2 separate regions of the Homo sapiens genome follow, and region 2 is linked to region 1. The links are chromatin contacts, found by Hi-C or POLR2A ChIA-PET in ENCODE. All regions are on one chromosome and are shown on one strand. Each heading gives the region's core, a stretch centred on a gene start or an enhancer-like site at or near the end of the contact. The rest is flanking DNA. Distances are from core to core; before and after follow the strand shown. Region 1 has its middle 88 kb from the start of SEPTIN14. Region 2 holds the start of NIPSNAP2 (nipsnap homolog 2).

Region 1 (2,979 bases), core at 136-2,635:
CTCCATCTCAATAAATAAATAAATAAATAAATAAATAAATAAATAAAATAATAATAGCCCTTCCCCAAAACTCAACCACCTTCATAAAGCTAGTGAGAGACCACCAGGCTAGGAGGATGAGAGAAGCCTAAATTCCGCCAAGGTGTACACATAAACACCGTTTCTAGTTATTATTCTAGAGGGCAGGCACAAGATTTGTAAATCCCCGTTACTCCTGCAGGTTACATCACGACTGTAGAACCTAAGATTGGCCTTTTGAGATGTCTTTTCAGGTTTTTGCATTTCTTTTTTCTTTTCTTTTTTTGTTTTGTTTTGAGGCAGTTTCACTCTGTCACCCAGGCTGGAGTGCAGTGGCACAATCTCTGCTCACTGCAACCTCTGCCTCCTGGATTCAAGCAATTCTCCTGCCTCAGCCACCCGAGTAGCTGGGATGACAGGCGTGCCCCACCACATTTTGTATTTTTAGTAGAGATGGGGTTTCATCATGTTGGCCAGGTGGGTCTCCAACTCCTGACTTCAAGTGATCTGCCCATCTTGGCCTCCCAAATGCTGGGATTACAGGCGTGAGCCACCGTGCCTGGCTCAGGTTTTTGTGTTTCTGACCATCAGTGGCTCCACCCGGACCTAACTAACCCCGCCCCCGCCCCCACCCGACCCCACCCCATGGCCAATTCTGTGGCTCCACCCAGAAGCGAATCCCCTGGCCTGCCAAAGTATCCTTGAAGAAGTCTAGCCTCCGAATTTTTGGGGAGATTGATGTAAGAATAAAGCTCCGGCCTCCTGTTTGGCCGGTTCTGCACGAATTAAGCTCTCTATTGCAATTCCCATCTTGAGAAATGGGCTCTATCTGTGCCGCGGGCAAGAACTAGTGGGGCAGTAGCAGCTGTGACGGTCAGACAGTGAAAACCAGTGGGGGATCGGTCCTCCCACCCGCCCACCAATGGCCTGCTCCTGCCATGCACACCGGGCAGCATAGAGGCTGATGCCGTTTGCAGCACTTTTCAAGGTCCTGGCATGCCTGGTCCTGCCCAGAGCTTGGCACTACTGAAAAGTGCAAACACCACAAAACGGTTTCTAGGAGAGCGACCAGGAGGCATTCACAGTTGGGAACAACGGCCTCATTGTTTGGAATCTCATTTAAATGGTGCCAAACCTATTTCATGTCTCTCCTTCAGAAACTGATTTGGAAGGAAATTTGATTAATTTGATTTGCTTATGTGGCTGAATAATTATTTATTTAATTATATAGCCAAATTTGGTTAAGTAAGTTTTTCAACTAATTCTCAATATTAAAAACCTTATGGCTTTTTCTACTGAATTATCCAACAGTATCCACTTCCTAACCCCGTGGCTTTCCCCTCCCCCATACCTCCAGGGAGGGTATAGAATCTCACACGTTCAAAGCGTGTTCTGAAATTTCCCTTGCTTGGCTCTGCTCAAAACAAACACAAACCTGGCTTTCAAGTATTTCCACGTCATTTATAAAAAAGAAATGTGTTTATATAGGCTGTTAGGAGTTATTAATATTTAATTCATTTAGGGGAAAATGCTGGCCTTTGTGATTAAACTTGTTTTTATTTCTTTTACTTTATGTGATTTTCAAATATCCTTTTTTCTTTTTAAGAGACAGGGTCTCACTCTGTCACCCAGGCTGGATTACAATGGTGGAGTCACAGCTCACTGCAGCCTTGAACTCCTGAGTTCAAGGGATCCTCCCATCTCAGCCCACCAAGTAGCTGGGACTACAGGTGGGTGCCACCACATCCAGCTAATGTTTTTATTTTTTGTAGAGACAGGGTCTTGCTGTGTTGCCCAGGCTGGTCTCAAACTCCAGGCCTCAAGTTGATCCTCTTACCTTGTCCTCCCAGAGTGCTGAGATTACAGGCGTGAGCCCGAATATCCATTTTTCAATCAGTACTTTTGTTTAAGACTCTATTGTTATATTGGAGGCGAAAAAAAAAAACCAATCTCTGTAACATTTCATATATGACAAATCCCAAGAGGTAAAAAAAGGACTTTCCAGGTCCCAGGGCTTTAGGAAGTGGGAGTGGGCTCATGGGGTGAGGACATTGTGCCCAGCACTAAGCAAAGTCTTAAGCCTGTTTCTTGCCTGGGGGATGTTTATGCTTCAACACAGTACCTGAAATATTGGATATTCCAATATCCAAGAGGCAGAACTGCAAATTCCACAAATCTGTTCTGACACATGGATAAACTTTTATTGACATACCAAAGGGAAAAAAACCAATATTCACTGAAGGCTGCCGAATCTATATTCCTAAGAGTAAAGGTGTTTAATTGACTCTCCACTCTTAAAACACTTTGTATGAAATATAGCTAGGAATATACATAAAGAATTCAGATTACAAAACTCTCCAGGAAATCGATAGTGATCATATAATACTGGAACTACAGTTAAAAACAAACAAACCAATCTTTGAGGATTCCTAACTGTAGTTTACTTGACAGTGCAGATCATCTGTACCAACTTTCTATAGCAAGTTGTAATAGGCAATTGTAAGCAAACAGTATCAATCTGTGTAACTTGTAAAAATTCATCTGAAGTTGTTTGGAGCTGTATGACAATGGATGTTATTCTTCCGGTTCTCCCAGCAGCTCTACAAAATCAGTGATATACCATTTGGCGTTATCCTTGACTTGTTGCCTGATCACATTTCCTCCAAATCCAATGAAAGCATCCTAAGAAGTAAGAAAAGAGAGATAAATGATTTTTATTTTTATTTATTTTTTTGGAGGCTCTGTTGCCCAGGCTGGAGCGCAGTGGTGTGATCTCTGCTCTCTGCAACCTCCGCCTCCCGGGTTCAAGTGGTTCTCCTGCCTCAGCCTCCCAAGTAGCTGGGATTACAGGCACCTGCCACCACGCCTGGCTAATTTTTGTGTTTTTAGTAGAGATGGGGTTTCACTATATTGGGCCAGGCTGGTCTTGAACTCCTGACCTCTGGTGATTTGCCCACTTCG
Region 2 (2,979 bases), core at 212-2,711, 190 kb before region 1:
ATGTCTCTCAACAGTCAACAGTGCCTGGCACGTGGTAGGCACTCACATTTTGGCAGAACAGCTCTCTGCAAACTCTCAACTCTCAGTGCCAGGGTCCACTCAGCTGGCCACTACCCTTAATTCTGCCCCCTCTCCCAAGTCAGACTCATCTTTTTAAAAAGATCAGGCCGCGCCTGGTGATTCACGACTGTAATCCCTGCACTTTGGGAGGCCGCGGCAGGTGGATCACCTGAGGTCAGGAGTTCGAGATCAGCCTGACCAACATGGTGAAACCCCGTCTCTACTAAAAATACAAAAATTAGCCGGGTGTGGTGGTGCATGCCTGTAATCCCAGCTACTTGGGAGGATGAGGCAGGAGAATTACTTGAACCCGGGAGGCGGAGGTTGCAGTGAGACAAGATCGTGCCGTTGCACTTCAGCCGGGGCAACGAGAGCAAAACTCCGTCTCAAAAATATAAATAAATAAACAACAACAATAATAATAATAATAAACCATGTTACTGAAACCTCCCTGGCCCATGGCGAGTTTAACACACAGTTCCTTAGGTAATTTAAACTACCCAAAGCAATGAATACGAGAAAGCAACTCTGGGTAAGTCAGGATAGGCTTTGCTGTTTGAATGTGGAAAACAGCACATGCAAATATCAAGGTGATGAATTTGGACAACCAAACGTCCAATCCACTGAAGTTAGAAAAAAAAAAAAGTTTAAACAAGAGCCCCACGCCTGAACTTAGTGCTGATAACTCTAAGTACTTTTAGATCCACGGCCGGCTTTAAATTTCAACTCCAAGACGTTAAGTGATTTGACCTCCTCCAAGCTCTAACTTCCCCTACGCTCCGCGGAGAGCTGGCCCGGGACAATGCTTTACTCTTTTATTCCCTACTCCCGGCACCTCAGAGACCAGGGTCACCAACGTCCTCGGCAGACGCAGCCACTCAGGCTTGGAACAGCCTCCGGCGAGGACCCAGCAGACGGCGTCCGGGGCCTGCGGCCTCAGGCGCGCGCTGTCCCTGTCCCTGGCCACGGGTCGCGCCGGTCAGGGCCCTGCAGGCCGGGCCAGCGCCGCGGGGAGGATGTGGCCTCCGGGCCAAGCCTCGGGGGCCTTCCCGGGCGAGGGTGGAGCCGCAGAGCGGCCCGTCCCCTCCGTGACCTTGAGCCCGAGGACGCCCCGACCCCGCCCCAGCTCCGGCCCCACCCCAGCTCCGGCCCCACTGCCCCGAGGCCGGGCAGCCACCCGCGCTGGGGACAGGGCCGGGGCGGAGACCGGCGCCGGGAAACCCGCGCCCTCCGCCTCGCGGCGGCCCCTCCCCGGCACCTCCCGGGAAGGGCGGCGCTGCTCACCGGAGCCTGGGCAGGAGGCTGCAGGGGGCCGCCCGCTGCAGGAGGCCGCCGGCCCAGGCCGCTCCGCGGGCGCGCAGCACTCGCGCCGCCATCTTGCTCGGCGCCTCGGCTCCCACCGCCCGGGCGCCGCCGCTGACGCCGCCGCCGCGCGACCCCTCCCCCGGCCGGGCCCCAACGCGGCCACTGCAGTGCGGGGCGCGGCCGCCAGGGGGAGCAGGGCGCGCGGCCGCGGGGGTCGGCGGGGCGTCCAGGCGCCAAGGCCCGGCCGCTGCGGGAAAGCGCGAAGCCCAAGCGCAGTCAGTGCAAGCCGATCACTTCAGCGGGAGGAGCTCGGTGCCCAGAAGCGCGGGTGCAGAAGGGACAAGGGCATAACTTCAATGATCAGGGAAAACTCCAAAAGGAAAGAGTAACACTGTGCCTAGGGGAATCCAGGGCCTGGGGCGGGGCAGTGGCAGTGGGTTTACCCCCACCCCACCCCGCCAATGTCTTTTAAATTTTGTAGTATATGAATATATTGTCATTTCAAAAAGCCCCACAACGCTTTAACAAGTGCATTCTGGGGCCGGACGCAATAGCTCACGCCTGTCATCCCAGCACTTTGGGAGGCTGAGGCCGGAGATCTCTTGAGGCCAGGAGTTCGAGACCAACCTGGGCAACATAGCGAGCCCTCACTGTGCAAAAACATTTTTAAATTAGCCGGGCATGGAGGAGCACGTCTGTGATGCCAGCTACACTGGAGACTGAGGCAGAAGGATCGCTTGAGTTCAGGAGGTGGAGGCTGTAGTGAACTATGATCGTGCCACTGCACTCCAGCCTGGGCAAACACACGACGTCCTGTAGCGAAAGAAAGAAAGAGAGAAAGAGAGAGAAAGAAAGGGAGGGAAAGGAAGGAAGGAAGGAGAAAGAAAGGAGGAAGGAAGGGAGGCAGGAGAAAGAAAGGAGGGAAGGAAGGAGAAAGAAAGGAAGGGAGGGAGGCAGGAGAAAGAAAGAAAGAGAGAAAGGAAAAGAAAAGAAAGCAAGTGAGGAAAAAATTAAAAAACACCATACACACACAAAAAAAATTAAGGAGAAAGGACTGGGAAGGTTCTCTTGAGGTCTTGGGACTGCATCGTTCCCATTCATTTCAGCACCGGTGGGCACTGGCCATGGGGAGTCCTTGGTACCTTACCCTCAAGGCCGTCTGGGTCTAGTGGGGACAGAATGTACAATGATGATTGGACCGAGTGTGTTAAGTGTCAAAATGGACAGGTTCATGAGACACGAAAGAGGCACGGAAAGAGAGCATGTAACCGGGGGTGGCTGTGAATTAGAGGATAGATGGGGAGAAAGTTCTCCAAGGAGCTGGCAGGACATATCAGTCCCAGGGGAAGAAGGGAGGGCATCCCTGTCTTGAGGAAATAACTTAAGCAAAGGCGTGGATCTGGGTGGCTGGCGCTATAGAGGGAAAAATGTGTCCTCCAGGAAGATTTTTTAAAAAGCCACAAATGAGCCAGGCACGGTGGCTCACGTCTGTAATCCCAGCACTTCGGGTGGCCGAGGCGGGCGGATCACCTGAGGTCAGGAGTCCGAGACCAGCCTGGCCAATATGGTGAAATCCCATCTCTACAAAAATACAAAAATTAGGCAGGCATGTTG

The links. Hi-C counts contacts between places; a loop is a spot of excess contacts on that map. ChIA-PET counts read pairs that join two places held with the same protein, here RNA polymerase II (POLR2A). Pooled maps may share reads with other maps.
Region 2: a loop to region 1 is called in a map of mammary epithelial cell, with 4 times the contacts of the local background. The contact joins the promoter of NIPSNAP2 here to the enhancer-like site in region 1. A Hi-C loop is called at or near these places in 2 of 168 maps with a recorded cell type or tissue (mammary epithelial cell and posterior cingulate gyrus), 7 of 37 single-sample maps with no recorded cell type and 4 of 50 pooled maps. POLR2A ChIA-PET finds 5 or more read pairs at or near these places in 2 of 52 experiments (H1 and naive thymus-derived CD4-positive, alpha-beta T cell).

What each region holds. Positions count from the first base shown.
Region 1 is chr7:55,772,902-55,775,880 of GRCh38, reverse strand. It overlaps the pseudogene PSPHP1. Among named protein-coding and RNA genes, the nearest start is that of SEPTIN14, 88 kb to the left of the region's middle. RefSeq lists an enhancer at 424-923. Within about 2 kb of position 1,385, at least 4 of the 41 ENCODE cell types and tissues checked have a DNase peak (open chromatin) inside an H3K27ac peak, as active enhancers do; they include mammary epithelial cell, where a contact is called at or near this core.
Region 2 is chr7:55,963,067-55,966,045 of GRCh38, reverse strand. NIPSNAP2 (nipsnap homolog 2) reads right to left here and starts at 1,461. Exons shown (of 10, transcript NM_001483.3): 1 at 1,345-1,461. The coding sequence starts at 1,436. RefSeq lists enhancers at 419-1,152, 1,722-1,801 and silencers at 922-1,401, 1,462-1,571.